2 separate regions of the Homo sapiens genome follow, and region 2 is linked to region 1. Evidence: read pairs that join two places in POLR2A ChIA-PET (ENCODE). Cell type or tissue: Panc1. All regions are shown on one strand. Each heading gives the region's core, and the rest is flanking DNA. Links, peaks and the distances in the headings are about the cores only.

Region 1 (16,770 bases), core at 8,293-10,792:
GTCTTGTGTTAAGCCACTGAGAATGTGTAGTTTGTTATTGTAATATTGCCTAGCATAATCCTCATTACTGCAGTGACCAAAATGATGCATAGCTCCTTGGTAATGGGCATAAAATCATGTTATTCCAATTCCTTAACATGGCAGTGAGGTCTGCTCTCTCAATTAAAAAATATTTCATTCCTCTTTTGTCTTAATTTTCCAGCCTGGCACCATGGTTGTTTCTTAGCCATAGGACTTGTATTTTACGTCCAATTTGGCATTATTTATTGTTATCTGAAGGGTATATTCACTATATGGTCTTAACACTCTGGACTGTTTGCTGGAGCTAAACATTTAAATATAAACACAATGAGTAAATTTCTGCTGATTCTTCTCTTTAGAGGATGCAGAATACAAAACGAACCTTTGAAATAACAACTATGATGCAGGTAGGAATGGTGATGCCACCAAGTGGCACTTGGACACTTCAGGGGCCCTCTCTTACATTTGAGCAATGCCTCAATATTTAATATTTATCTCAGTATTGTTTTTCCTTTTATAATTATTACACAATATATTATCCTATTATTTCATGTTTACCTGAGTCACTAGTGGTTTTAAGTTGAGTGGAAAGATAAATGCACAGTGATTAGGCTACACTGTTAACTTTATTCGAAAAATTCTTTAAGGATGTTTTATACTTTAGACATCTAAAAGGTAGTGACAAAATCCAAATACAAAATTATCAAAAGAACCGAAGATCTTCATTGTCCTACACAAATGCCCAAGCACATATTTAAAATCAAAACAAAACACTGGACTAGAAAATGAGAAGTCAAGGACTAAAGTCATAATAATGACATACAAGTTGATTTGTATGTCTTGAAGCTTTTAGGAGCAGACATTGAAATACCAAAGATTTGCTTTAGGGACTATAATGGTCCTATAATCTAAAGCACAGAAACGCCTTTAGGGGAAAAAGAAATATAAAAGGAATGATACTGAAAGTCTCAATGGATAAGGTGACTTTAGTGTTCGAGACTAAATTTTTTGAAAATAAGTATGCCAGGTGTATTTTTATGACACTATTCAATTAAAAGTTTTAAGAGCCATATTTGCAAAGTTATTTATGTACTATAATAGGACTCCAGGAAGCTAAGAGTCCTGGCCCTGATATTTTAGTGAAAAGCCCAAGGTACCATTATTTATGTAAAATTTGGATTTTATAGACAGAAATAAAAAACAAAGGACAAAACATATTAATACTTTAAAAGAGTAATGTATTTTGAAAAATAAAAACACTGCTCTGTGCTGTCTTTATACTGTTCAACAGAAGTAGCAAAACATGCCACTAGAGAATTTTCACAGTCCTTTTCTACCTGAATAACAAAGATCTACTTTAAAAAAAAGTGTGTAAAAGGAATTGCTACTTTGTTTAAAGTTAAAAATGCTTTGGTATAATAACAACAAGAGATATATTAGCAAATGATGTGAAGGAGTTGTGTGATTGTGTACATAATTTTGTGTTTATAATAACGATTTTCACCTAAAATATTAAAGTAATTCAGTCTCAAATATTTTAAAAATACCTTTGCAAAATGAATTGCAGAGCTAAGTTCAGCTGTTACCTGGACAGAAGAGATCTGTATGATGAGCTATCACAAAACTTAGGATAAAGGAATTTTGGGGGTGCTGGTATAAATTATCTAGTTTGCCTGCTGACAGCTTCTTTTCATTTTATCTCTGACAACATCATTTGCTAATATATCTCTTATACAAAAACACCCTCACAGAAACATCTAGCTATAATTATAGCTCTTTGGAGATTTTCTCACTACTGTGATTTACTCATGAGGTATACTTCTCTTATAAGTTCTCTTCATTTAGGATTTTCTTATCCTTGAAATCCCCCAGAAGAACATTCTATACTAGAGCATTCTTTGTAAAATAAGTAATTCATTTCACATTTGATTTGTCTTCTGAATGTGTATCTGGCAAAGAAAATTATCCTGAAGTTTTCCTGGGCATGGTGATGGTTAACTTTATGTGTTAAGTTGGCTGGGCCACAGGATGCCTAGTTATCTGGTTAAAGATTATTCTGGGTGTTTCCGTGAGGGTGGTTTTGTATAAGATTAATATTTAAATTGGGGGACTTTCAGTAAAGCAGATTGCCCCCCATAACATGAGTGGGCCTCCTTCAACCAGTTGAAGGTCTTAGGAGAACAAAGGGACTGGCCTCTCTCAAGCAAGAGAGAATTCTACAGCTGACAGCATTTAGACTTGAACTGCAGCTTTGGCTTTCCTGGGTCTCCAGCCCGCCAGACCACCCCGCACATTTTGGACTTGCCAGCTGCCACAATCACGTGAGCAATTTTTTTTCTTCAGGTCTCACAATTTTTTCTCAAGCAATTTCTTATAATAAATATTTTTATGATAAGTATGTGTGTATATATACATATATACACATTACATATATATGTGTGTGTATATATGTGTATATATAGATTGATGCAAAAGTAATTGTGGTTTTTGCCATTATTTTCAATGGCAAAAGCCACAATTAATTTTGTACCACCCTAATATATATACACATGTGTATATATGTGTGTATATACATATAATATGTGTGTATATATGTGTATATATGTATACACACGCACTCATACATCATTGTAAAAATACATAGATATCATGGAATCATGACAGGCCCATGTTATCTTGAAAGGCTTCACAATGCCAACCCAGGGAATATTATAAATATCCTACTGGTCCTGTTTCCCTGAGAACCCTGACTAATATAGGCACTAAGTACAAACCTACAGGCAGGTTGTTCTGACTTATCCCTTGAAAAGAATATATTAACAAGACAATTCAGATGAGCATGAATTATGCTCAGCAGCCTCCCTATGGCAATATTATATTTTTATAAGGAAAGCTAGGTAGTCTAAATTGTCTGTGATTCTTTCTTTCTTTTTTTTTTTTTTTTTTTTTGAGACAGAGTCTTGCTCTGTCACCCAGGCTAGAGTGCAGTGGTGTGATCTCAGCTCACTGCAACCTCTGCCTCCCGGGTTCAAGCGATTCTTCTGCCTCAGCCTCCAGAGTAGCTGGGACTACAGGCACATGCCACCACGCCCAGCTAATTTTTTTGTATTTTTAGTAGAGGCGGGGTTGTCTGTGATTCTTAAAAAATGCCATGAGGTCTTCTTACAAGGTACCTTAGGTTATGTTCTCTGCTAGCCATGGAGAGCATTTTCTTGATTTGCTTATAATTACAGAACTGAGGAAAATTGTAAGAAAGTAAGTTTTCATTCTAAATTTCTGATTAATCATCAGAGAATATATTGCTAGAGGATGAGTCTAACTCTATTTAACTCTTGGAAATGAGCCCCATCTACAACTGACATGAGAGCAGGTCCTTAATAGATCCTCCTGAGGACACAAAGTTGAGAGTAAAAAAGCAATCAACTAAATGTTCATCTTCACAGCATGCATTTTTCCTTCTGTGGAGTTGTGTAAGAAAAGTAGGGAGGAGATAGGAGACAGTTAGAAGGCTAGGTTCTATAGTATTCGTTGAAGAAACATTGTAAAAATACATAGAGATCATGGAATCCTGACAGGCCCATGTTATCTTGACAAGCTTCACAATGCCAACCCAAGGAATATTTCAAAGGTGGGACTCAAACCAACAAAAATCTTTAGGACATGAGATAAAATGAATGGGGTAGCTGAATACGCTAGAAATGGAAGAAAAATTCTAGAGTTAAAAGTTATATTTATTCTCTCAATAGATGTTTATTAGATTTGGACTATGTGTCAACTACTATGTTAAATGATAAACTACACCAGTTTTGAGCTTAGATTGGCAAGCCTGATGGTAGGCAAAATAAATATCAACAAGAGATATATTAGCAAATGATGTAAAGGAATTAAGTGATTGTATGGATAATTTTGTGTTTATAATAACTGTTTTCACCTAAAATATTAAAGTAAAATATCAACAAGAGATATATTTATAGTTTACCTTCATTTGCTACCAGCATATTCTCTAGTCACTACCATTTAAACATTTAAAAGCACATACTTTATTCAGATTTGTACAAATAAGAGTGAGTGACATGTGTTTTAAGAGTATTTTTTTTGCATCTGATTTTTTGTTTTTAAGTGAACAGCAATTTATGCCACAGAGAAGAATTAGAAAAGAATCCAAACATTAGAGGAAGGAAAAAGGAGGTGGAGAAGTGAGAAAAAGATAAGGAAAAAGAGGGAATAAAGATCATGGAAGAATATTTAGATCTTCCAATTCTCCTTAAACACATGCAGTGCATACTCAGCAATTCTACCCAGAAAGGCCAGAAGTCACTGGGATAAGCATCCTATATTTACTATGAAACATTTACCTAAGCAATTGTTTTTGTTTTTTGTTTGTTTTATGTGTGTATGTGTGTCTAAGTTTTGACTTTGTTTAAAGCAATCTAGCCAGACAAACTAAATTTTAGTAAGATATTTCTTTTTAAAAATGACCAATTACCATATTTTAACTGTTTACAGGTAAATAAAGATGTGATAATTACTCAATTGACTGAGCATCATTCAATTTGCTGAGGACTCAAATAGAACAAAAGGTCAGGGAATGAGAACTTAATCTTGATATTGAGCTGGGACATCTATCTTCAGACATCAGTGTTCTGGAACTTAACACCATTGCCCCTATCACCCTACCCTAGATATCAGGCCTTCAGACTTGAAATAAATTACAGTGCAGGCTTCCCTCTTTCTCCAGCTTGCAACTTCTCAGCCACCATAATTCCATGAACCAATTCCATATATATAATATGAACATATATGAAGCATATACACACACACTATATATATATATAAAATATATGTATAAAATATATATAAAATATATACATATATCCTACTGGTTCAGTTATTCTGGAGAACCATGACTAACACAGATTTTGGTACTAAGAGTGGTTTTAGGGGAACACAATTTTAAAGATGACTTTTCTGAATTGATTCAAGGGTTTCTGGAATTGGCACTCTAATTTGTTTCAATTTAAATATGTTAATGACTCTAAGAAATAGACATATAAATTAAATGACAAATAATTCAAAATAACTGCCATAAAAATGTTCAATGATCTCAGGAAAGCAATGAATCAAAAAAATGAGAAATTAACATGAGAAAACATTGAAACAAAATTTGGGGTAGATAAATACAATAACTGTATTGAAATATTTACTAGAGGGGCTCGACAGAGACTCAGTTATGCAGAAGAAAGAATCAGCAACCTTGAAGACAGGTCACTTGAAATTAACCAGTCAGAGGAGCAAAGAAAAAAAAAAAAGTAAGTAAAGCCTAAGGGACTTACAGAATACAGTCAAGTGAACCATTAGAGGATTCTACTTAACATTTAAAGAAGAATTAACATCAGTGTTTTTCAAATTCTTCAAAAAATTGAAGAAGAGGGAAGTCCAAACTTATGAGGCCAATTTAGAATTCTGATTCGAAAGCCAACAAATATTACAAGAAAATGAAACTATGGACCAATATCCTTGATAAATATAGATGCAAAAATAATCAACAAAACAGTAGCAAACCAAGTTTAATATCAAATTTAGTGGCATATTAAGAGGATATACACCATGGCCGAGTGGAATTTATCCTTGGAATGCAAGGATAGTTTGCCATATGAAAACCAAACAATATGAAACTTCACATTATCAGAACAAGTGATAACAACCAGATGATCATATCAGTAGATGTAGAAAAAGCACTTGAAAAAAATTTAGTACCTCTTTAAGACAAAAACACTGATCAAACTAGGAATAGAAAGAAATTACCTCGACATAAAAAAGCCATATGTGAAAGACTCACAGCTAATATCATAATCAATGCTTTAAAAAATATCTGGAAGCTTTTCTGCTAAGATCAGGAACAAGTCAAGGATACCCACTCACACCACTTCTATTCAGTACTATTTCTAGTACTGAAAGTCATAGCCAGAGCAATTAGGCAAGAAAGACAAATAAAATGCATGCAAATTGTAAAAGAAGAAATAAAATTGTCCTTATTAACACATGACATGATCTTATATATATAAACCATGAATAAGTCCACCAAAACAAACCTATTAGAGCTAATGAACACATTCAGCAAAGTTGCAGAATACAAACTTAGTATACAAAAATCAGTTGCATTTCTATTAATTAATAATAAACATCCAAAAAGGACATAAGGAAAACAATCTCATTTACAATACTATTAAGAAGAATACAATACTTAGGTAAAACTTAATCAAGGAAATGAAAGATGTGTACACTGAAAAACACAATTTATTCATGAAAAAATTAAAGAAGATTCAGATAAGTGAAAAGATATCCCAGGTTCATGGAATAAAAAATTTAATGTTTTTAAATTGTCCATTGTAGCCAAAGTGATCTACAGACTCAATGCAACTACCATAAAAATCCCAATAGTACTTTTTGCAGAAATAGGAAAAAAAATTATAAAATTTATATGAAACCACAAAAAAAGAAAACCCAGATAGCTAAAAACACCTCACACTTTCTGACTTCAAAACATATTACAGAGGTAGAGTAATCATAATAGGATGGTACTGGCATAAAGACAAGTCTATAGACAACAGAGGAAAATAGAGAGTACAGAAATAAACCTTTACATAGTGGGTCAAATGATCTTTGATAAGGGCACCAAGACCACAGATGGGAAAATGATAGTCTGTTTTACAAATGAATTTAGGAAACCTGGATGCCCACATGCAAACAAATGAAACTGGACTCATCTTTCACATTACACAAAAATCAACTCAAAATGTATTAAATCCTTAAGTGTAATACCTAAAACTATAAAACTCAGAGAAAACAACATAGAAGGAAAGCTTCATAACATTGATCTTAGCAATGATTTCCTGGATATAACACTAAAAGCAGAGGCAACAAAAGCAAAAACACACAAGCCGGATTAAATCAAACTAAAAAGCTTGTGTAAAGCAAAGGAAACAATCACAGAGTGAAAAGGGAACATATAGAATGGGAGAAAATATCTGTAGACCACATATCTGATAAGGGGTTAATATCCAGTCATGTGAGGAACTCCTACAACTAAATAATAAGAAAAAAAATGAAATATTTGATTTTTAAAATAAACAAAGAACTTAAATAGACCTTTCTCCAAGGAAGACATACAAGTAGTCAATATGTACATGAAAAGACTCTCAATATCACTAATATTCAGGAAAATGCAAATTAAAACCATAATGAGATATTACCTCATAATTCTCAAGATGACCATTATCAAAGAAACAACAAAAATGAAACAGAGAGCAACAAGAAATAACAAGTTTAGGCAAGGGTGTGGAGAAAAGGGAACCCTTGTGCACCATTGGTACAAATGTAACTTCTATAATCTTTATGAAAAACAATATGGAGGTTTCTCATCATTGAAAGTAGAAGTATCATATGATCCAGCAATCCCACTTCCAGGTATTTATTTAAATAATTCAAAACAGGGTCTTGAAATAATATGTGCACTTTCACTTTCATGTTCATTTTGGCATTAGTCACAATAGCCTAGATGTAAAAACAACTAAAATCCTTTGATGGATGAATGGATAAAGAAAATGTGGCATAATCATGCAATGGGATACTTTTCAGCCTTTAAAAAGAAAAAAAAATTATCCTATGCCATAACATGGGTGAACTTTGAGGATGTTATGTTAAGTGAAATTAGCTAGTTATAGAAGGACAAATACCACATGATTCTACTTATATGAGGTATCAAAAGTAGTAAAAACTCATAGAAATGGAAAGTTTAATGTTAGCTGCCAGTGACTCAGGGTAGGGGGAAATGGAGATTTGCTATGCAATGAATCTAGAGTTTCAGTCACGCAAGATGAAAAAGCTCTAGAGATGTGTTGTACAACAATGAGTAGGTGTCATATTATGTGTTTTTTTTACCACAATAAAGAAAAAATATAAATCATATAAAGTATCACCTTTGGCCACAACAAAATTAAACTAAAATTAAATAATGTGAATTCATCCTGAAAATACTAAAATATATGGAAATAAGGCAACATCTTTTTTTTTTTGCAACATTTTTTTTTTTGAGACGAGTTTCACTCTTGTTGCCCAGGCTAGAGTGCAATGGTGCGATCTCGGCTCACTGCAACCTCCGCCTCCCGGGTTCAAGCGATTCCCCTGCCTCTGGTTCCTGAGTAGCTGGGATTACAGGTATGTGCCACCACACCCAGCTAATTTTGTATTTTTTAGTACAGATGGAGTTTCTCCCTGTTAGTCAGGCTGGTCTCAAACTCCTGACCTCAGGTGATCCACCCACCTCGGCCTCCCAAATTGCTGGGACTGCAGGTGTGAGCCACCACGCCCAGCCCAACATACTTCTTAATGACCTCTGGGTCAAAAAAGGACTCATAAGGGAAATTAGAAAATATTTTGAACTAAAGGTAAATAGAAACACAAGTTAGTCAAGTTCCAATCAGTAGATAGAAACCACAGCAATATGTTCAACACGAACATTTTAGGGTGAAGAACTATTAACTAGTAAAGGGTTAATAATATAGGTAACTAGTGGAATATAGGAGTAATAAATGCAGAAACCATCCATTATTTCTGGTGAGTAAGAATACAGATGAAAGGAGTTTAGAAGTTGGAAGATATTCCCCTCCCCTTGCTTGTCTAAGTTACAGACTTTATTAGAGAGAGTATGACTACTACAAGCAACTACAATCTACCTATGGCAAACAAACTTGCCAGAGGTTGCAGCTAGAGCTCATTCATAAGAGGAATCCACTGGGTATCTGGAAAATTCAGTAGAGGGTCGGGTAGGCTGGAGCTGTTCTATGGAAACTCCCTGCAGAGTGTCCATGAAGTGACAGGCTGGTCAAAGGTGGTCCAAAGAAACAATCCATTGCTGAAATAATGGAGGGCCACGGCCACTATGCAGAAACAGGCCCTCGTGGCGGGTGCCTGTAATCCCAGCTACTTGGAGGCTGTAATCCCATCTACTGGGAGGCTGAGATAGGATAATCGCTTGAACCCACGAGGTGGAGGTTGCAGTGAGCCGAGATCAAACCATTGAACTCCAGCCTGGGCAACAGAGCCAGACTCTGTCTCAAAAAAAAAACAAAGAGGTCCTCATGTAGCACTGTCTTCCTAGAGCTCTTCCACCAGAAGCAGCCCTCTGAACTGCTGGAGAAACTCACTGACTGAGTACTGTTGAGCCGCCTGCACATCACTGGTTACTATGGGAGAAAAAGAAAAATCACACCAGAAAGAAGCCTCTTCCTTTGCTTTGTCTTGCAGTGATCCCCCAGCAACCACTAAGGCTAACATTAAGCAGCTGTCTAAAGGGAAATTTTTACAGGGTTCGTTTTTAGTTTCCCAAATCAGGACAAAAATAGATGGATGTGAGATGAGAATCAATTAATAACTAGCATAATAACATATCAAAATTTATAGACTGAAGCAAGAAAGTAGGATTTAGAGTGAAATTTATAGCATAAAATGCTTGTATCAGGAAGATAAACAAGGTCTCAAATCTGTAATATGTCATCCTTAAGTTCTCAAAAAAAAATCTGTGATATATTTTTCCACCTTAGGAAAAAAAGGAGGAAATTTAACCAAAATATGCAATAAAATAGAAAAAAATAAAAATAAGTATGGGAATAATTGAAAATGGAAACAGAAAAACAAGGGAAAATCGGATAAAACCAAAAGACGCTACTTTGAGAGGGTCAATAAAACTGATAAACAACTAGTCAGTCTGAACATACCAAAAAAGATATCAGGAATGAAAGAGGGAACATTAATACTGATTCTACAGGAATTAAAAGGATAATAAGGGAATGTTAGTAATATAGTCCTATACTAGTAACTAATTAAATTTATGGATAAAAATCTTCCCACAAGGAAAATTTCAGGTCCAGTTGATTTCATTGGGGAATTTAAAGAAATATATTTAAGTAGAAAATTGATACTAGGAGTTCTCCTCAAACTTCCAGAAAATAGATGAGAAGGAAAACCTTCCCAACTCCTTTTATGAGGCAAGCAGTACCCTGATGTCAAAAATGTCAAAGATATTACAAAAAAATAATAAATTGCTGACCAGTATCCCATGTTAACACAGACACAACAATTGTTACTTTCAGAAAATTAAATTAAGGAAAATATTTAAAAAGATAACACATCTTTACCAACCGGCTTTATCTCAAGAATGCAAGGTTGATTTTACATTTGAAAATCAATCCATGTATCTCATTGTTTATTACAATAAAGGAGAAAAGCCCTGTTAAATCAAGTTTGACTTAAAGCTGCCTCCTTACATATTTTAAGTTCGGCCTAAAGACTTAACTGTACATCTTGAATTATAACAAGTGGAGGTGTAAACAGACCCTAGCCTACCGTTGTGCCAGTGACTGAGTTTTGGCCAATCAAATGTAGCCAACTCTTTGAACCATTTTCAAATAAGGTAAACTCTGAGTTATAACCAATCCAGCTGTTTCTGTACCTCACTTTCCTTTTTCTTTCCATAAAATCTTCTTCTGCCACATGGTTGCACTAGCGTCTCTGAGCCTACTCTGACTCAGGAGGCTGCCGATTCGTGAATCATTCATTGCTCAATTAAACTCTTTTAAATTTAATTTGGCTGAAGTTTTTCTTTTATCAACCATAATAGATGCAGGAAAAGTATCTGACAAATTTTATTACCCATTTATGTTAAAAACTCTCAGCAAACTAAAAGAAGAAGGAAATTTCCTCAATTTAAACAAATTTTATATATATTTTTTGGTTTTTGGTTTTTGGGGTGTGTGTGTGTGTGTGTTTATACAAGTAACACAATAGTTAATGGTGAAACACTGAAAGCTTCCCCTCAAAAATCAACACCTATTCATAATATAAAAATTCTCAGCAAACCAAAAATTGAAGGCAACTTAGATATTCTGAAAAAAAAAATCTAGAAAAAAACAACGACTAACATCATATTTGGGGGTGGAACACTGAGTGATCATGAGCAAGGCAAGAATAACTGTTCTCACCAGCTCTTTTTGACATTATCCTGATAGTTGCAGCCAGAGCAAAAGGCAAGGAAAAGAAAGGAAAGACATACAAATTGGAAAGGGAAAAATAAATCTCTTTATGAATAGATGCCATGGCTGTTTATGGTGAAAATTTTAAGTCTAACAAAAACCTACTAGAACTAATAAGTGAGCTAACACTTGTATCTTAAAAATTAAATTGGGGTATTAACAATAGCATAAAGTATGAATTATGGATAAACTTGACCAAATACATGCAATTCTTCTACACTTAAAACTATAAATAAATACTAAGGCAATTTAAAGAAGACTTAATAAAGCGTGGTATATGCCATATTTGTTGATTGGAAAACATGATATTGTTGAGATGTCTCTCCAAATTCTCTCCTCAAATTCATCTCCTCAAATTGGTCAATGAACTTATTCATTAAAATTGGCAATCACAAAATTCTAACAAGCTTATTTGTTGAAAGTGACAAGCTGATGTTAATTTTATGTGGAAATGCAAAAGACTTAGAATAATTGAAACAATTTTGAAAAAGGAGAACAAATCTGGAGGAGTTACGCTATCTTATTTCAGACTTTAAAGCTATAGCTATCAAGATACTGGTTATCGGTATGAACAAAGATATACAGATCAATGGGCCAGAATACAGAAAAGAGATATAGACACATACAAATATGGCAATTAATTTCAACTAAGGTGTCAAGGCAATTCAAAAGGGAAAAGATAGTCTTTTCAATGAATGTTTCAGGACAATTGAGGATATTCGTATGCAAGAAAATAAATAAACCTCCCTTACCTAATACTATATATAAAATTAATTTCAAATGCATGCTAGATCTAAATAGAACAGCTAAAATTTTTAAACTTTCAGAATAAAACAGAAAATTCCTCTGAGCTGGGAGTAGAAAAGATTTCTCAGATAGGAATGAAAAGCACAAATCGTACAATGATAAATTGAACTTCATCAAAATGTTTATAAATTGTTGTTTAGGGAATACTGTTTTAAAAATGAAAGTGTAAGTTACATACTAAGAGGTAGTATGTTCATGACATAATATGATAAAGGAGGTATATATTAAATATATAAAGAACTCTCACAACTCTGCAATAAAAAATTTGCAATTTAAAAAGGGAGAAATATATGGACATATTACCAAAGAAGACAAACAAATAGCAAATAAGCACACAAAAAAATACTTAATATCAGTAATGTTTAGAAAAATTAAAGTTAAAAGAACAATGACATATCTCTACATGACCACTAAAATGGCTACAGTTTTAAAAGCTGATAATCCCCAGGGCTGAAAAGGATACGAAGTGACTGGAGATTGCATATATTGCATATATTGCTAGTATATTGCAGAATATTGCATCCACTTTAGAAAGCAATATGGCAGTTTTTTAGAAAGGTGTTATATGTTCTAGCAATCCTACTTCTAGGTATTACTTTTTTTTAAAGGAAAACATATAGCCACGAAAAATGTGTGCTTGGAATTTTCATAGAGCTTTATTCTTAATATAGGTCCAACTAGAAACAAACAAAATGTCCATCATATGGTGAATGGATAAACTCATTTTTTTATAATCATATAATAGGCTCAAGAATTTAAAAAAAGAAGTTTAAAAGAAGATAAACTTTCGATACATGAATCTCAAAAGCATTATGATAAATGAAAGGAACCCAGTACCAAGACTGCCTAGTGAAATATTACATGACCTATACACCTCCATTTATATGAAATTCTGACAGAACTAGAGTCAAAGGAGGAGATCAGTGTTTGCTGAAAAAGGATTGAGGGTGTAAAGATTGACTGCAAGGGTCATGAAGGAAAATTTGGATTGATGGAAACGTTTTATGTCATGATTGTGGTGGTGGTTACACAACTTAATTTGTCAAAATTAACCAAATGTTACTCCTTTAAGGTTGGTACATTCTTTGTATACATATTATACTTCAATAAAAGCTAGTTACATGAACAAATTAGAGTAGGATCACTACTCTGTCATGTACTATTTACTTTAAAATCCCCCAAAATAACCAAGTAAGTGCAGTACTTTTAATACTCTTCTTGTAAAGGAAGTCTTATGTGTGTTCTGGAGTTGAGTTAAAATCTTGAGGTGTTTCTGATAACTTTTGACTGCACAATCTCCCTTCAACCCTCAGAATGTAGCCTTCAAAAAACAAGAGGGGCTGCTAGGGTACAAATAGATTCCTAATATGGTTATGTATAGGGTAATTTCACAAAATGATTCCCAATATTACAATTTTGTGGACAGAAAATGTACCATCACACATAATGTTTAAAAATATAATATCAATTGTTTTTGTTGATATATTTAACTCTTGGTCTCCGGTTTCCCTGAAAAAGCGTTTGGTTTTCCAGTTTTTTTCAATATTTTTCACTGGAAATACTTGAAAATTATTCAGTTGGTTAACACTAAGAAGTCTAATCTCCGTATCTATCTACTATAGCTTAGAATTTTTCATATTATAAAATTTTACATATCATAGATATTTTGCCTGCCATGTTTATTAAGCATTATATTTTAATCTGTTTTGTGGTTAGTATGAAATTTCAAATCATATACCACACTGGTTTTAGATTTTGTGACTTAAAGATCTGTAATTAAATTACATTTTTTGAGTTTTTAAAAATAATCTGCAAGACACTTAAGCTGTATAGGTTTTAGTTTCTAAATTTGTGTTAAAATTTAAACAGAATTCATCAAAAAACATTTAGTGTAATTCTGATGTAATTTAAATTAAATTACATCAGAGTTTCTGTTTCTTTAATTTCATTTTTCTAACACAAGAGGGAAGTGTTCTAAGGCTCTAGATGAAAACACATACTGAATGAAAACCCCTATGAAATTAGGCAGGTATACTTAATTAAAGTTGCCACTTGGCTAATATGTTTTCCATACTCCCACACACTGTAATATCATAAATATTCTTTATGTCCAAAGTGTGCATCTTTGTGAAGAAAATTAATGGGTTCTGAGGAGAAATAAAACAGATGTTATTATTCTTTGGTGTTTTAACCATCTACCCATATCTTCCTCTTAAATGTCTGACAGCACTTTAGTACAGGAAGTCTGATATAAAGGGAATATCTGTGGCTAAAGCTATATACAGATGCTCAAATTATGAAATTAAAACATAAGGACAGTTTTGTTCCCATAATTAAGGTCTGTCCCTCACTTTCCTGCTTAGAAACTGAATTGCTCAAGTTCTGTCTTTTAGGCAGAGTTGTCTACATTCATCACATTTACAGATCCCTGACTGAGAAAAGTTTTAGCGTTACATTCAGCTTTGTTGCAAAAATGTCAGCATTGTCTTGTACTTGGGATGGCTGGTTGTGTGTGATGGCCAAGGTCTGCTCAGGGAAGGGTACTCTTTGTTTGACTGAATCACTTGAGACCATAGAGAAAAGGTGCCCTGGGAATAATCAGAACTGGCTGATCAGAGGAGGAACAGAAATGTGGAGCTGTCCAAAAGAGAGAGGTGGAGAACTAGTTTGAAGTCAAAACCAAGCCAAAAGAACTGATGAGGTTAAGAAACCAGCAGGAAGGTATACTTGAAGTGTAAGCAAGTGATGCTTAAGACTGAAGGTGTGGAATTGGGCTAAAGCTGCCCAAAACAACAGTGATATTTTCTTTGCTTCTCTTGGTGAAAGAGCAGTGTCAAGACTTAAACATTGTATAAGAACCATTTTGCCATTTTAAACAAATCAACACTTGCAAACCATGTCCCTCCCTGCCCTATGATTGCCCCGTGTAAGCTTTTGGTTACAAAAAGCCCTCAGAACAAAAAATGCAGGCCAGTTGTAAAGCCTTCATTCACGAAGGCCCAGCCTCAGGGCTAAATGGGAGAGTTCTGCCAGCCATCAAACTTAACAGCCTTTAAACATGTGCAACATTTCTCTAAGCAAATTGGTTCCTTAATATGGTAAAATGTGCAGCACCCAAGGGGAAATACTGGTGATCTCATTGCCCAAAACTGATGGAGTCACAGCACTGTATTCCTGAAAAGTACTCATATTTTCCACTTTGATAAAATCAGAAGCAAATATGAGAGTCAGTAGGTTTTGACATCCATTGTTCATTCTCACTTAACTTTTCTTCCTATATAGCAGAGCACAGTGGTTTAATTCATAGCTTATGGGATTTTTTTAATATAAACCATTCAAATTTTTTCTATATTAATCAGTGGTTTCTAAAGATCCACAGGGATAAATAAACTCTGCAAGCTGGCAGAGGTTTCTTGTGGCACAACCACTGGTAGTTATAAACAGTAAACAAAACATAGTAACCATTTTAAGCACAAGAGATTGCTGTATCACACAGGGCATAAATCATTAGCTTAATAATTTCAGCAGCAGTGTCTCCAAAGCAAAATTAAGCCAACAGTTCCCCCTGTGGCAATAATGAAGTACTGTAATTGTAAAAGAAAAAAAACAAAACAAGAGAAGGCATGATTATACCTCAGCAATGATTGAAAATCCAAGTTCAATAAATAACTATAGGAATCTCATCTCTGCTGCTCTTTGGAGAGGTGGGAAAGGGCTTGCCTCCAACCCCCATGTCCATTCTTGTAGGCAATTTGACATGCACAAGCGCACTTTCCCTTAAGCCCCCACAATTCACATGTGCTGTAGGTAGGGCATGAAAGTGATGACTTATAACAACTGAGAAGATGACAAATTTCTCTCAGCTGTATAGGCGGACATTATTCAGAGAATTAAAGAGCCGAAAGAGTGCTAGGCCCAAGACAGTCCAATGTTGAGCTGGGCCATAAAACCTGGATACATGTCTTCCTCATGAATTTGCCAAGTGTCAAAGTTCGTTTTTTAAAAACTGGCTAAAAATTTGGTGATTTGGGGTAAGTGCTATGGAACATTATCAGATAAAAGGAGTTCAGGGAGACCATCTTGATTCCTCTGCTGTGTCGAGTCAATACTATAGAATCTTCATTTTTACTCTTTAGTCATCCATTTTATAAAATCAATATAGTCTTATTATTATCTCTCTTTTTAAAAAAAGCTTTGAGTGGACACAGTATCTCTTTGAATTTTCTCAATAATCCTATGTATTTAAAGTAGCATTTTACCTTTTAAAACATACCCTATTTTTGACTACCTATTATGAACACATCTATCTCCTCAGAATGTATTTCATCTAAAAACTCTATGATTTAGTAAAGCAGAAGGTATATTATTTGCACAAAGCTAACTACCAGCTTGATTATCTTATTAGTGGATTGAGGAATGATTTGATTTGATAATACAGGGATACAGATTAAACTAGATTGTGTAGCGTCAGTGCCACTTTTACAGGATGGGCAGACCCCAGGCACCTAAGAAATAATCAACAAATGTCAATTTCCCCATTTCCTTTCTCTCTCTCTTTCTCTCTTTCTCTCTTTCTTTCTTTCTTTCTCTCTTTTTTGACACAGAATTTCACTCTGTTACCCAGGCCAGAGTACAGTGGCGTGATTTCGGCTCACTACAACTTCTGCTGCCTGGGTTTAAGCGATTCTTTTGCCTCAGCCTCCCGAGTAGCTGGGATTATAGATGCCTGCCACCACGCCTGGCTAATTTTTGTAGTTTTAGTAGAGACGGGGTTTTACCCTCTTGGCTAGGCTGGTCTTGAACTCTTGACCTCGTGATCCACCCGCCTTGGCCTCCCAAAGTGCTGGGATTA
Region 2 (16,770 bases), core at 8,416-10,915, 71 kb before region 1:
AGAACTTTACACCTGCTGCTCCATCTGCCTGATACATTCTTCTTCCAAAATTCACAAGATACACTCAATTATCACCCTTCAGTCTCTGCTCAGACATCACTTCTGCCTAAAATAAAATTGTCTCTGTCACTCACCCAGAATTCTTCCGAGCCCTAACTCTGCTTTATTTTTCTTTCCTATAGATGTTATTGCTCCCTGAAATTATGCTATCTGTTTATTTGCTTGTCTGTCCTTTCTCTGTCTCCCCATTGAATGTTAAGTTTTTTGACATTAGGGACATTGTTTTATTTCCTATCATATCTCCAGTGCTACAACTGTACTTTCCCAAAGTGAACACTCAACATGTTAGTTGAAACTTTATCATCCCTGAAACAAAGCTTTGATATCAAGTTGCAAAAAATGTAAGTCTTTCATACAGACAATTATAAGATAAATTAACATCAATTACTAAACTCCTACCACATATTTAGCACTGTAGTAAGAGCTCTAAAGAATGGGAAAAACATATGACAAGAAGTTCAAGCATGGAGCAATTGAGATGATATAAAATAAATGTAGTTTATTACCATATGCAAGACTCTAGACTTTTTCACTTAAATTACTAATAAAAGGAACTATGGAATATAGAGAACAAATGGAAAGAAGAAAAGCATTTAAAAAACCCCACAACCATGACACCTTGGTATCTTACTTTTATTGTTTTTTTTTCAGGTGTTTGTATTTATAAGAATAAAGAGAAACTTTAACGAGTGATTCCATAATTTCAGTGGCTTAACTCTCAATAATTCACAGTCGAATGAGGGACTTTGTTCTACACAGTCATTTAGTGACAAAGTTTCCTTATATCTTGAGGCTCTGTCCTCTTCTACATGCTTACTCGATTCCTCTCCATTCAGCCAGTAGGTGAGTAAAGAAAGTGAGGACTGCATGTTCTATATGGGTCTGACATGGAACTGCTGTATGTCAGTACAGGCTCCAGAATATTCTACTTATTCTGGAACCCAGTCATGTGGCAATACCTAAAGCAAGGAACCTGGAAACTACAATCTTGCTGTGTAACTAAGAAAAGGTTATTATGGATTTACTAAGCAAAACAGTCTCTACCACAGCACAAAAAAATAGATAGTTGTAATATTATTTAATAATATTATTTAGTAGAAACCATAGATCTGGAGATACATTCTGACTAACAGAGATGTTTCTGTTACATTGGGAATAATTGCACCAAATCACCAGTTTATTTCAATAATAAATTAAAGAAATTACAATTGTTTTAGTTTAATTTTTATCCAGGTACCACTATGAAAGCCATTAACATGCTATATACTTTCTTAAAATTCATTTTGGTGATCATTTAAAAGATTTGTGACTCTGAGGTACAAATTGTTGTTATAACTTTTGTGATAATAGTGCATCATAGTTGGCGATAATCTTGTAGGTTAATCTATCACCTTTTATAATATTACTGTCATGAGATCCTTGGGGTGTTGCTTTGCCAACTGGAAACCTCTGTGGCTGGCAGTGCCTTCTGCCTCAGTATTGTTCACACCTGCTGGACTCCTTCCACCCACTCAGCCCGGCAGGCTGCACTTGGCTCGTGCTACTGGCCGGGATCCCACAGCTGCCAAGGGCTAGCAGGCACAAAGTGGTGAGGGGTGTGTGGGTACGGCAATGGAGGGTCCTGCCACTACACACAACCAGGCACACCAGTGGCTGCGATGAGATTGTCAGCTCCAGGTGCCAGCTCCATTCAAGGCTATGGCTGGACCAGAGGTACTGCATGCAGCTTCTGCTGTGGGCACCTGCATCTGGATGAGGGGAATGCAGTGGCGCCTGGAAACTTGGAGATGCCAGGAACCACAAAGCCCCAAAGAGGGTGTCCCAACTCTGGCTTGGAGAGCCCCTAAGGTCTGGGCTCCCCAAAGGCTACAACTCTTCTCTTCTCTCCTTATCATCCGTAGCCTGTCCCACATCCAGGAAGAATAAGTTCTGCAGACAACCGGAGGGTGAGCAAGGCAGACAGGAGCTTCATTGAGGAACAGAACAGCTCTCAGGAGACCTGAAGTGGGTAGCTCCTTTCCACAGGCAGGTTGTCCCAAAGAGTGTCCAGCTCTCAGCAGAGAGGAGACCTCTAGTCCGTAGCTTCTAGCACCTTTCCACAGGCAGTTGGTCCTGATGAGTCAAGGAAACCCAAAGTAGGTAGCTCCTTCTCGCAGCTGGTGGTCCTGATGAGTCAAGGAAACCCAAAGTAGGTAGCTCCTTCTCGCAGCTGGTAGTCCTGATCGCTGTCCAAGTCTGGCTAAGTCTAGGGTTTTTACAGGCTCAGAAGGGAGGAAGTGGATGCTGATTGGCTCCTGGGCAGCCATGGGCAGCCCGGAAAAAGCACCATAAGTTCTCACTGCAATCCATGAAACTGGCAGTCCAGCCACCTGGCTTCAGGCCGTCCCTGGCTTGAAGGTGGGGCTTGACTAGGGACTTGCACCTTTCCGCTAGGAGCCTGCCTGCCTCCTGTTGCCATCAACCTACCATCCATGACGCGCATGGCACCCAGGCTGTTTGTGCTGAGGGGCACATGCAGGCCTACGCTGAGCTGCCCTCAGCACCGCCTCAGCCTCCCTCCCATGCTTATCAGTGCCCAAAGTCCAGAGGGGTCCCAGATGGAAGGGGGCTGGCGTGTCAGCACTGCCCTAAGCACAGATACACCTGGTCAGATCATGACAGCACCTGGACTGGCCTCAATTTTGCTCCAAAATCGGAGTGAGTGCCAGGAGCAGGGAGAAGCCAGACAGCGGAAGCAGGCACTATTGAGCCTACAGGAAATGGGGGGCTTTCTGGGTCCCTGGGAGTACACAGATGCCCGGTCTGCAGCTGCAGCCACCCAGCTGGGAGAGCAGGGTTCCCACCCCACCAACTCAGCAGTGTTGTCTCTGGCCTGCCAGCTCCATTGAGTATGCAGCCCTGGCCCACACCTCCCCTGCTGCAGCTGGTGTCCCCCTAGTGGCTTCTTCTGATGGACCACCTGCCGTCATTGCTCATCCTACTTTGAGCATTTATTTTCATTCATAGCACAGTTAAGGTGAACTACATATTAGGACATTTTTTTCAAAATGTTTATGACGTATTTTCTGAACCCTTGCCTATCTGATGATAGTTTTCTATTGCTTTCATATAGGAAAAACTAATTTGTGAATAAAATGCTTATATCTCAACATTTCTCCTTGAAAAAGTGTAACTATGGCAGAAAAATGAAAATCCAGCCTGTTTTTTGTTTCTTCTTGCTGTCCTATATTTTTACCCAAATAACATGCAAATTCTTTTTTATTAGTATTGCCAAGAATTTGCTGAGGTTTTCCAATTTCATAAGTAAACATTTTTCAGTTCCACAAAATTTTCTGTAATTATGTTATTTCTTCTCTTCCTGTTATTTTGATTTCTTGTCCAGAAAAAAAAACCCAGAATCCTTATATTAGATGTGTGTTTTCTGTCCTCCACATCTTTCATATTTTCTTTCATCACTTTCATCTATTTGTTTTATTTTATATTCTTGGAAAACCTCTCAAGTTGATTTAATTCCTGTTTTCATGAAACTATGGGAAATAAAGTCATGAAAAGAGCAATGAAAATACAATGGAATGGAAATTAATAGAACTACATATAATATTTTGTGAAACCAGAATTGCAGGAATATTTAATTCTTCCTGAAGTATACATCTGGGAAGACATCAGGCAGGAGGTACACGTGGCATAGCTCTGGAAAGACAAGTATGTTTCCATCAGTTGAACAAGTCAGCAAATGTTATTTTAGGCAGAAGAAAGAACATATTTAAGGGCACCATGTGTCATTACAAAATGTGCTGTTTTCAGGGGCCAGAGAGATATTCCGGGAGGCTGAATCTTAAACTCTCATGAGAGGAGTAGTGGTAGGAAGCTGATGTGGTTTGAGGCCAGATGGTGACTCTCGTGATATACAGGTGGGTTAGAGTAAGGCAGGTGGATAAAAGGAACAGAGGAGAGAAGGAAGCCTCTACCATTCTAGCTTGGAAGAATGGCTAGATTATTTTTACATTTATTAAGAGAAATAAAGATAGAGGAGCATATTTGCTAGAAGATAACTAGCACAATTTAAAAATATGAGATTTGAATGTCTATAAGGTTTTTGGATCACACTGTAGGAATGTGTTTAGAACTATGAGCCTTGCACTAAGAAGAGATATTAGGATTCCGTGGAGATTTGAAAGGATATAAAGGAGTTACATTTCAGTGTTTGAGATTTCCCAAAGTATCTGCAATGGAAAAAGAACTGGTATTGGACCACTTGGGAATATCTCTCTTTAATTTTCAAAAAAGAAATATAATGAATGAGAAAGTGGTCAGTGGTGCCAAATTATTCAGAGTGATCCAGTAAGATGAAGAATTTAAAATGCCATTTTCCTGACTTGAAAATTAGAGGTGATTGAGACCAGGATGAGATCAGCTGCAGCTGAGTGATGTTTGGGGAAGCCAGAAGCCAGAGTGCATTTGGCAGAGCAGTGAAAGCAAGGTGACAAAGGTGAGGCAATGAAGGTCTTGCTTAGCAATAACGAAGCCCATTGCATTTTTCCTGATTTACAACTGCAAACATTTAGCATTTTTCCTGTCACCAAAGTGTTTGCATAAGGGCAACTTTGCTGCCCACGAGGGAATTAGGCTGCTAATTTCCTCCTGCCTGAATATCATGTTATAAATCAAGGTATAATTAGAGAAGAGAAGCACAAAGGTATGCATTACTCTGGAGTGCATGAAATTTTGGAAAAGCATCAATGAAAACACTTTTGCAAATCACTGTGTGTAAGAATGGACTAATACTGTAGTAGGTCACAATGTCTCCCTAGGGTCATGGCCCCCACAGACCATTCTGTCACCTTCACTCTGCTTCCATATTTCCATTTTCACTCCCATCACTTTGCTCAATCTCAGTCCCCTGCCCAGATTCTGCTACATTTGTTACAGCATTCAGCAAAGAGTTCAGAGTTCCTTAAGTGCTGTGGATCTAGTAGGGATGTAGAGATACCAACCTGTATCAAGCTATAAAACCTTTTTTTTTTTAAATCTCTTCTCTTCCCTCAGTTCTTTATTCTCCAATAAAACCTAGAGATATATCACATTTTGTCAGCATGAGAAACTTTCTCTATTAATCCCTAGTTTTAGTTGCCAGGATATCTGAATCTCAAGAATACCAATGTTCTCTTTGTATCATACCTGCACCTCCCAGGAATTATAATCCACAGCTCAGACAAACTTATAAGGAGATCATTTGCTTCGACTTATATCTTTGTAACTTTTAACTACTTTTAAGGCTTACAACAATGTAATGCATGCTTATTAAAAAAATTAGAAAAATACAAAAAGAGCATGATGAAAAAAAAATCCTACAGTAATTCTACAAAACAGAAAACTGAAATATTTTTATTTTGGTATGAGGCTTTCAAATTGACTTTTAATTTTCAAACATTACACAGAAAGAAAAATATACATACACTTTTAGCTAGCCTTTTAAAACTGAAAAGCATATGTCTGGATCAAGGACCAATAATACAAAAAGTTATATATTGAAAGTAAATCTATCTCCTTTGCCTCACAACCTTAATCCTGTTTCCCAGGAGCAACCCATGTTAGCATTTAATTCTGTACTCTTCCAAATGTTCACTGGCATGTGAAAGTATGCAAATTGTAGAAATAAATTCACTTTAAATAAACTTAATATACTGCACATACTGATTTATCCTGCCTATTTAACTAAATTTTTAATTTTCTCTTAAATATTTTCAGATAAAATTACTTTTATTAATTATATGTTATTTATTTATTCAAGTGAGAAGTTGCAATATTTGGTTTTCTTTTCCTGCATTACTTTGCTTAGGAAAATGGCCTCCAGCTCCATCTTTGTTGCTGCAAATGATGTCATCTCATTTTTTCATGGCTGCATAGTATTCCATGATGTATATGCACCACATTTTCTTTATCCAGTCTACCACTGACAGGCACCTACGTTGATTCCATGTCTTTGCTATTCTGGAAAGTGCTGTGATGAACGTACGCTTGCATGTGTCTCTATGGTAGAACAATTTATATTCCTTTGGATATATACCTAGCAATGGGATTGCTGGGTCAAATGGTAGTTCTGTTTTAAGTTCTTTGAGAAATTGCCAAACTGCTTTCCACAGTGGCTAAACTAATTTACATTCCCAACAGCAGTATATAAGAGTCCCCTTTTCTCCACAACCTTGCCAGCATTTGTTAATTTTGACTTTTTAGTAATAGCCATTTGGCTGGTGTGAGATGGAATCTGATTGTGATTTTGATATGTATTTCTCTAAAGTTTAGTGATATTGAGTATTTGTTCATAAGCTTGTTGGTCATATGCTTTTGCAAAATCTCTTCATGTCTTTTGCCCACTTTTAAGTGTTTTTTTTCTTATAAATTTGTTTAAGCTCCTTATACATTCTGGGATTTTTTTTTTTTTTTTTTTTGCTCATACATTTGTTTAAGCCCCTTATGAATTCTGGATATTAAACTTTCTTCTGCTGGCTTTGGGGTTGGCTTGCTTTTGTTTCTTTAGTTCCCCTAGTTCAAATATTAGGTTCGTAATTTTTGATATTTTTAACTTTTTGGTTAGTAGACATTTACTGCTATAAACTTCCCTCTTAACACTACTTTAGCTGTGTCCCAAAGATTCTCATATGTTTTTCTTCATTCTCACTAGTTTCCAAGAAGTTCTTGATTTCTGCCTTAATTTCATTATTTACCCAGAAGTCACTCAGGAACAGGTTGTTTAATTTCCCTGCAATTTTATGGTTTTGAGTGATTTTCTTAACATTGATTTCGATTTTTGTTGCTCTGTGGTCCAAAAATGTGGTTGGTATGGTTTCAACTTTTTTTTTTTTTAATTTGCTGAGGATGGTTTTATGACCAATTGGGTGGTCAATTTTAGAGTACATGCCATGTGCAGATGAGAAGAATGTATAGTATGTTGTTTTGGGGTTGAGAGTTTTATAAATGTGTAATAAGTCCATTTGGCCAAGTGATGAGTTCAGGCACCGAATATCTTTGTTAGTTTTCTGCCTTGATGATCTAATGCTGTCAGTTGGGTGTTGAAGTCTCCCACTATTATTATGTGGTTATCTAAGTCTCTCCTTAGGTCTTTAAGAACTTGCTTTATGAATCTGGGTGCTAAGATATATAATATATATCATATAGATAAGATCTTATATAATATATATAAGATTGTACATATATCATAGTTAGATCTTCTTGTTGAATTGAGCCCTTATTATTATATAATGGCCCTCTTTGTCTTTTTATGTTTATTGTTTTAAAGTTTGTTTTGCCTGAAATTAGAATAGCAGCTCCAGCTTTTTCTGTTTTCCATTTCCTTGGTATATTTTTCTCCATCTCTTTCTTTGAGCTTATGCATGTCACTTTATGTGAGATGGGTCTCTTGAAGACAACATACCATTGGATTTTGCTTCTTTATCCAACTTGCCACACTGTGCCTTTTAACTGGGGCTAACCCATTTACATTCAAGGTTTGTATTGATATATGAAGACTAGATTCTGTCATTGTGTTATTATTAATAGCTGGTTATTATGCAGACCTGTTTGTGTGGTTGCTGTATAGTTTCACTGGTTCATGTATTTAAGTGTGTTATCGTAGTGGTTGGTAATGGTCTTTCCTTTCTATATTTAGTACTTCCTTTAGTACTTCCTTCAGGACGTCTTTTAAGGCAGATCTAGTGGTAATAACTTTCCTTAGAATTTGCTTGTCTGAAAGGGATCTTATTGTTGCTTCACTTATGAAGCTTAGTTTTGATGAATATGAAATTATTTGTTGGAAATTATTTTATTTAAGATATTATTTAAGAAAAAAAAAAGAATGCTAAATATAGGCCCCCAATCTCTTCTGGCTTGTAGGGTTTCTGCTGACAGTTCTGCTGTTAGCCTGATGGGGTTACCTTTGTAGGTGACCTGCCCCTTCTCTTTAGCTGCCTTTAACATTTTTTATTTCATTTTGACCTTGCAGGATCTGATGACTATGTGTCTTGGAGATGATCTTCTTGTGAAGAGTTTTTCAGCGGTTCTCTGCATTTCCTGAATTTGAATGTTGGCCTTTCTAGTGAGATTAGGGAAATTTTCATGGATGATATCTTAAAATATGTTTTCCAAGTTGCTTGCTTTCTCTCCCTCTCTTTCAGGGACACTAATGAGTCACAGATTTGGTGTCTTTACATAATCCCATGTTTCTCAGAGATTTTTTTCCTTTTTCTTTACTGTTTTTTCTTTATTTTTGCCAGAGTGAGTTATTTTTGAGATCCAGTGTTTGTTCTCTCAGATTCTTTCCTCAGCTTGGTCAATTCTGCTATTAATTCTTTGATTGTATTCTGAAATCCTTGGAGTAAGTTTTTCAGCTCTATCAGATCAGGTTGGTTCTTTCTTAAAATGATAATTTTGTCTTTCATGTCCTGTATCATTTTATTTTTATACCTTAGAATCCTTGGATTGGGTTTCAACTTTCTCCTGAATCTCAATGATCTTCATTCCTATTCATACTTCGAATTCTATTTCAGTTCTTTCAGCCCCTTTAGCCTGGTAAAGAACCATTGCTGAGAAACTAGTGCAGTTGTTAAAGGTAAGAAGACACTCTGGCATTTTGAGTTGCCAGAGTTCTTGTGCTGGTTCTTTCTCATCTTTGCGGGCTGATGTTCTTTTATTTTTTGAAGTTGTTGTCCTTTGGATGGGTTCTTTTTTTTTTTTCTTTTAACCTCTTTTATGTCCTTGGGGGTTTGACTGTGGTATAAAGTGAGTTGGTTGACTGGATTTGTTTCTGGAATGGTTTAGGGGGCCAAGCCCCAGCTCAGGATTCCTGGGCTGCATCCTCTAATTCTGGGGAGCTGGTATCAGGCCCCTGGCTTTGTTCTCTGTCCCCTTGAGGTTAGGGATCTACTGTACTGTAGAGGCTGAGGTGTTCCCAGACCACTGGTCACAACATTCTGCTGGGTGGTGCCAGCCAAAGTGCTTCATTGAGTGATGGTAGTGGGATCTGTGATCATTTGCAACTACCACCAACAGCAGCAGCATGGCAGGGTGCACCCTTGTTGACTGAGGTGTGGCACTGGCAGGCACATGGGTGCTGGCCTCCATCAGGGTGTTTGCAGTGGTGGTGGTGACAGAGTGACATGGGAGAGGGGTGTGGGGCTTCTGGCATCCATGGGTGTGTTTGCACCAGTAGTGGTGGTGGCACGGGGGCAGAGCACTGGCAGGCATGGGGCTGGCACCCTCCATGCATGTGTTCAGGCCAGTCAGCCACTGTTTTTGACACTTGGGATACTGCCCTGAACAAGACAGAAGAAAGTTTCTTCCTCTGTAACAGGAATCCCTAGTTGATCATTTTGGGCTGTTTCCAACTTTACACATTGTAACTGTGAATCTTTCCTGTGCCTATAATTATTTCTTAGTTATATATTCCTAGAAATGCTTGTATATTATCAAACAGTACAAACATTTTTCAGGCTTTTGGACAAATATGCCAAATTACCTTCCGAAAGGTTTACATTTATATCACACACCACAAATGAACAGCATGACTATTTCAACAGTCCCTGACAAACAGTATCCTCCTTTCTCCTTCCATTAAGACAATAAAATCAATCCTTGACTAAGCTACCAAAATAAGAGTACACAGGTTTAATTCAGATATGTAACCAAAAATAAGCTCTTGTTTTCAGCCTCAGTACATTTATATTTAATGTAAGAAATTTAAATATACTCTTAATCATTATTTCTAAACAGTATACCTAAAAACTTTAGATAGTCCTTTATACAAAGATTTCATTTATAAAAAGTGCAACTACAGTAATAATAATAAGAAAACAAAATTTCTTGGGCAAAATTAGGTCATTCTCGTATTTTGGGGAAACTAGAAACCTGGCTGCCTTATACAAGCAGTGATTCATTAATACTAATTGGTGCTTTTTTTTCCATGCAAGAGAGAAAACTGTTCTAGATCCTAATCATTCCTTATTACAGTAACAGCAGGCTGTATTTAATCCGCTACTCAACTCTTCAGTTACAGAATCAGCTGACCTATAATTAAAAGACATTTAAGTCTTAGAAGGAAAGAAAAACAAATCCTAATGACAAACAGATAGCAGAAATTCCCAACCATGCTTCCCTCACCTTGGGTCCTCCCACTTCTGCAATCCTGCTGTCAACTTCACTCAATTCTTTTCAGGGAAATGGAAAAACTGCTCCTTCTCCACTCTAAAATTAAATAATAAGAATGAGCATGTGACATACACAATTACACCAATGTCTAAATATGTTAGGATGGAATTATAATTTTCTCTTTATATTTAATATTAATTGTCTTTGAATATAAAATTAATACATATTTATGTGAGAATTTTGAAAAATATAAAATACGTAAGAAGAAGTAAAAAGCCTTGCTGCAGAGAGGTATACATTATTAATAGTATACTGTGTTTTCTTTCACTCTTTTTGCTATATATACATCTTTTTTTTTTTTGAGATGGAGTTTTGCTCTTGTTTGCCCAGGCTGGAGTGCAATGGCACGATCTTGGCTCACCACAACCTCCGCCTCCCGATTCAAGCAGTTCTCCTGCCTCAGCCTCCTGAGTAGCTGGGATTACAGGCATGCGCCACCACTCCCAGCTAATTTTGTATTTTTAGTAGAGACGGGGTTTCTCCATGTTGGTCAGGCTGGTCTCAAACTCCCGACCTCAGGTGATCCGCCCACCTCTGCCTCCCAAAGTGCTGGGATTACAGGTGTGAGCCACCATGCCCCCGCCCATACTTTTGTATTAAACATACACATACAATTTTGTTAATGGTTAGAAAATTGAGGCAAGACTGTGAGTTGAAAAGCACGCAGGTTCTACAGTTGGACTGCATGGGGAAACATTCTGATTCTGCCTCTTTTTACATGTGTGTCTTTGGGCCAGCCACTTAACCTCTCTGAGCTTCAGTTTCCTCACTTGTAAACTGGTAATAAAAATAGCACATATCACATGAGGATATTTTACAGAATGAATAAGATAAATATCTGCCATGTAATAAACAGTCAGCAAATGTCAGCTACAGTAAAGCTTTTTAATTTGATTTTTTTCCAGTTGAACACATATCACCGTCATTGTCTCTGTGACTAAAAAATGCTAAGAACATCACTTTAAATAGGTCTATAATATCCTATTACACGGGAGTTCTGTGTTGAAAATTTCCCTTATTGGACATTTTAGATAGTTTTCATTTTTTCACTTCTATAAATAGTATTGCTGTGAACCTCTAATGATTATCATCTCTGATTATAAGGACACTTATTATATTTTGAAATAGTGAATTAAAAGCATTAAACTTTTAAAGCTCCTTGACACATATTTCTCAAGTGACTTTCAAAAGTAAGTTCTCCTTCCCTCCAGTAAGCTGTACAGTCTCTGGTTTACCTTTTTTTTTTTTTTTTTTTTTTTTTTTTTTGAGATAGAGTCACTCTCTGTCACCCAGGCTGGAGTGCAGTGGCGCGATCTCGGCTCACTGCAAGCTCTGCCTCCCAGGTTCACGCCATTCTCCTGCCTCAGCCTCCTGAGTCGCTGGGACTATAGGCGCCCGCCACCACGCATGGCTAATTTTTTGTATTTTAGTAGAGACGGGGTTTCACCGTGTTGGCCATGATGGTCTCGATCTCCTGACCTCGTGATCCACCCATTTCGGCCTCCCAAAGTGCTGGGATTACAGGCGTGAGCCACCGCACCCGGCCTGGTTTACCATATTTAACAATGCTGGTGACAATCATGTCAACATTTTTGATTGATTGGATATGTGAAAAACGTATTTTACTGATCGTTCAATTAGAAATTATTTTATTATTAAAGAAACTAGACATGTTAAATCACTTCAGAGTGTATTTCTATCACGTGTTTTTGTGAATTGTGCAGTCATTCATGTTCCTTGCTCATTTTTCTGTAGTAGTGTTGTTTTATCTTATTGATTGTTCAGTGACATTTATTAAGCAAGCATATTTCTATTTTTCAATTAAATACTACAAAATATTTTTAGTGCTTTTTGTCTTTAAACTTTGATTTTGGTTTTTTTGAGGTAGTGAGTTTTAGATTTTCAGGTAGTTAAAACTATTCTTTTTTTCTTTCCTTTGTGGTTTCTTCCTGTTTTCCATGCTGCAGTGGCCTTTTTCATCAAACTTGTTTTAACCACCTCTCAGAAACAACCAACACAATTCATCAGTGTCATGAAGAGTTGTTTCTCGTGCAACAAATATAACAAGAAATTTTCATTTTTATACAAATAAGAAAGCATACATTTCCATTAGTAAGTTCATATTTGTCAAGACAGATCCAGGATTTCTTTCATCTTGCTAGTATCTTCATGATATTTACTAGTTATGGTGGCCAATTAGAGTAAACTATGTCCACTTCCAAATATAAATTTCTTTGTAGAATTTCTCCTTTGAGAAGTTTTGTAATAAAGAAAGACCCCAATTTGTTTTTCTAATAATGTTAGGGATGAAGTTGATAATGGTATGTCTAAGAATAGTTCTTGAATAAAAGAATGGCCTAGATTAAAAACAAAAGTGCACTTGTTAGCACCAATAGATTTATAATAACTTAATGGAATGAGACATTGTAAATAACGTTGAGGCTCAGCAAGAGTTCAATGGCAAAAACAGCTGTGACTGACTTGTCAAGGTTGTCCTGGGAATGTGAAGTAAGGGAGTGGCATGTGTGCCCAGTGGATATCCTCTTATTGGTTCCTTTTAGAATCTATTCTATTTCTATGGTTTTATAAAGAAATGTTTTTTGTTTTGTTTTATAATGAACTAATGCTTTTAAAAATCCTAGACAAAAACAAACAATCAAAAAGCTCCCATGAGCTATACTCTTCTCCAACCAGCATTGGGGTACTCAATATGTGGCTTTTTGAGACTCATACACTTCCCTAAGCCTCCTTCTGCATATTTTCAGGTCTTATTAAAACAAGGACTCCCTTACTTGAAGTGTTAACTTCTCTGTCAAAATGGCAAATGCAGTTTCTCAAATGAATTTTAGTAGCTATTTAGTGGGTTGTTAGATTACAGATCATATGTCAGAATGATGCTATGTGAGTCTAGGGCACACTTAAAAAAAAAATAGACACATCCCTGGGTGAAGGAGTCAGAAAGGAATAGACTAGTGTTGGAAAATGCATTGAAATCAAGTATGATGCCCAGATGATGCTAAAACCATCTTTACAATATCTCCTTCAGGTAGTGGTCTCCCCCAGGCTTGAACACCACCAGATACTATGAGCTCTCATGCTATGAGAACTTGCATTTCTAAAACACCTGCCTTTACACAGCAACCCTGAAAAGGGGATATGTTTTTCCTATTTAAAGATAGGAAAATCAGCTCAGAGTAGTCAAACGGCTGAACCAGTATTTAAAATCAAGTATGTACAACATTAAAAAATGATGCTGTAACTCCCAGTGTTACCACAAACTTGAACCCTCAAATTTATGAAAGAATAAATTTCTTCTCTATTTGCTTAAGAACCTCATTCAATAAATCAAAATTTATTTTACTGATTTGAATAAACTGAAAGATAAATCAATTATGCTTCATAAAAGGCAGTTTTTTTTAATTTTCAATCAGCTCAGGAAGTGTTTCTACTTTACCCTCCAATATACTCATTTGACCTGTTAATATTGTTGCAAAATCAGTCTTAGCTTACTTTAATGACTAGCCAAGACTAGACTAATCTGAGTTGCTGTATTGATTGCCTATGTAAAATCTGCTAAAAGATTTGAGAAGCATTTTGAGCTTTTAAATAAGTGAAGAATCTGTAAGTTGCCTCAATCTTACTCGCTTATTGAATTAGCATGGAAAACTCTATGAAGACATGGAATAATTTAGTTCCTTAATGTTTCCTCACAAACTAGAATTTAAGTACTATTCATTCCATGTCAGCTGATAGGTGCATTCTACAATATGCCCACATGGTTTGTATGTCATTCTATACTTCTGAAAAACTATAGTTTGGTCCACTGCTAGATACTAGCAAAAGGAAATTGAGCAGTAAGTCTTGTAATGACCAGTTTGCTCATGAAACTGCCTTTTCGTAGTTGTCAAATGAAGATTTCCTAACAAGTGATTTAGAGAAACATTCGCCAAGTTTAGAACCTACTCAAACCTTGTTGATTTCAAGTTCTGGCCCAAATTGTAGTCATTGGTTTTGTTGGCAAAATAGGACTTTCTGTTTCTTAGAAAATCAGCAATAAAAATCTTCTTGGACATTTAAATTGCTTTACAAAACATTTTGATGAGTTAAATATAAATGAAATAGAAACATAAGGCTTACATTTCCCTTAAACACACAAGAGATTGTAAATAAAGGGAAAATGTTCATGGAAACATGTTTGGGAATATGCTAAAACTTTGAAAAATACTTAGGGACATTCGATGAGCCCAAGTGCAGCTGGATCTTGCTCAGCCATGACTCTTTTTTTTTTTTTAAAGATAATGGATTATAAATAAAAACATATATTAATAATTCACATAAGGGATGATAGCAATGGAAGAAAAAAATCCCTCTGCATTACTTATCCAGATGGAAAAATTCTGACAGGCTTGAAAAAATAAAACATGGGAAAACTGAAAAGTTTTATCTCTCACATAACACAGTTGTTTTTCCTGCAAAACACAACAGAATTACAAAATCCAGATGATTAAAAATGTGGAGGAAAAACTGAGTATCAGGTATGGCTGTCAAATTGAATTAGTTTTTATTCTCAAACTGATCTGAAAACTAGAACTTTTCACATTGGTATACATGGGAGATTATATACATATACATACACGTAGAGAGGGAGAGAAAGAGAGATAATCTAGAATTTAAAACCTTTAAAGACAACACATTTAAAAACGCTTAAAATGTCCACTGGGTGCAGTGACACGTCTGTGATACAGAAGTCTGAGTCAGGAGGATTGCTGGAGCCTAAGAGTTGGAGTCCAACCTGGGCAACATATTGATACCCCTATCTCTAAAATAATAAAAATAATAAAATAAAATAGAATTTAAAAAGCCCTCTTAATCTGTACCTGTGTAAGAAGAAAGCAGTAAGAAAATGTGATGTTTGGACCTATCCCGAATGTCTTCTTACTTGAATCAATGCAAGGTTCATGCTTTCAAATAACTGTAGACTTGATAAGTTACAATGAAAACTTTGATGAAAAGCCTCATATTGGCAATTCTTAAATCAGGATTGCAAGTCCTTGGATTGCAGTGACCTGTTCTTTGGGGAACTCTTAAAGGATATTCAATGAATTAACATTCCCAAATATCATGTACACAGAGCAAGTTCAAATTTCCTCCCTGAAATAAACCACAGCTTAGTTGAAACTAATATAGCTCATTCACTCTTGTATTCACTCATTTAATATATAATTATTTGCACCCCCTACTGGTGCTAGTCACTATATTAGCTAGCCACTAAAAAAATACACAGTATGATCTCTGTGGTATAATAAAAATATATATATATATGGTCTTTGTTTCTAGTTCCTGGCACAGAGCTTCTAAACCACTTGGCATTTTCTGAGTGATAAAAGTGTCTTCTATTATTCATAGTGACCCTGTTTGTAACATACCTGAGCTTAGGCTAACAAGCTGACTCACGGTGGGGTCTTAGACAGTTTCCAGGGAGAAACTGGCCACTCCAGAAATAATGCCAAACACTTGAATATAGAGTTGAAACTTTCAGCACCACTTTCTGGTCTCCAGGAAAGAGAAAGGGGCTGGTGTGATCTCAAATCACATGGCCAGTGATTTAGCCAACCATGCCTACGTAACAAACATCCAGATAAAACTCTGAAACAACTAAGTTCAGGAAGCTTCTGGGTTGGTAAAATCATTGATGTTCCAGGAAGGTGGTATGCCTACAGAAGACATGGAAGCTGTGTATCCCCTTTGTTTCCTCAATAAATATCTTGCCGCATCTGTATCTTCCATTTGGTTATATGATACAGCGCTTTCGGTGACTTCTGTAAGTTCTGTGAGTGATTGTAGAAGATCATCAAAACCGAAGGTAGGTCATGGGATCCCTTGAATATGATCAGAATGAAAAATAGCCTAAAGACGCTGAACTTGCAGCTAGTATTTGAAGTGAGGACAGTCTTATGGTGGACTGAGCCCCTTAACCTGTGGGGTCTGTGCTGACTCCAGGTAGTTGGTGTTAGAATTGAATTGAATTGTTGGACACTCAGCGTGTATAAGAAAATTACTGTTGAACGTACCCTCAAGAGCTTCCAGTTTAGTAAAGGTGACAGACACATTCCTTGAGGAAGAGAAAACTACAAGCCAGTCTCACATGTGAATATCAATTTGAAAATCTTAAGTGAAATATTAGCAAACAACTAGCAGCACATCAAGAATCCCACATTCTACTTAAGAAGGGTTCACTCCAGGAAAGCAAAGGTGATTTGAACTAAGGAAATTCATTAATGTAATCAATTTTATTAGCAGAGACAAGGATAAAGATCATATGATATACTTGTAAATGTGAACAGGCATTTAACAAAAATTCAATACACATTCATGTTAAAAATTCAATCATATATTAATGCAATATATATTTTACATATCAATGTAAAATGAGTTTAACGTGAATATTCATCAATGTTAAAGGGCATTCAGTTCAATTATATATCATTGTTTTTTGACATGCTGAGTTAA

What was found. ChIA-PET counts read pairs that join two places held together with the same protein. Peaks named below come from ENCODE experiments on the same cell type or tissue, not always from the same donor. Only the 100,000 strongest peaks of a DNase experiment are listed, where the experiment ranks them.
Region 2: POLR2A ChIA-PET joins it to region 1 with 10 read pairs; 2 of 35 experiments call an interaction of 5 or more read pairs at or near these places.

Annotation. Positions count from the first base shown.
Region 1 is chr1:219,051,763-219,068,532 of GRCh38, forward strand. No RefSeq gene overlaps it. Among named protein-coding and RNA genes, the nearest start is that of LYPLAL1-DT, 110 kb to the right of the region's middle. RefSeq lists a silencer at 14,651-14,851. In Panc1, for the core only: no CTCF peak of the experiment used is centred there; no DNase peak of the experiment used is centred there; H3K27ac peaks cover 258 bases.
Region 2 is chr1:218,981,059-218,997,828 of GRCh38, forward strand. No RefSeq gene overlaps it. Among named protein-coding and RNA genes, the nearest start is that of LINC01710, 71 kb to the left of the region's middle. In Panc1, for the core only: no CTCF peak of the experiment used is centred there; no DNase peak of the experiment used is centred there.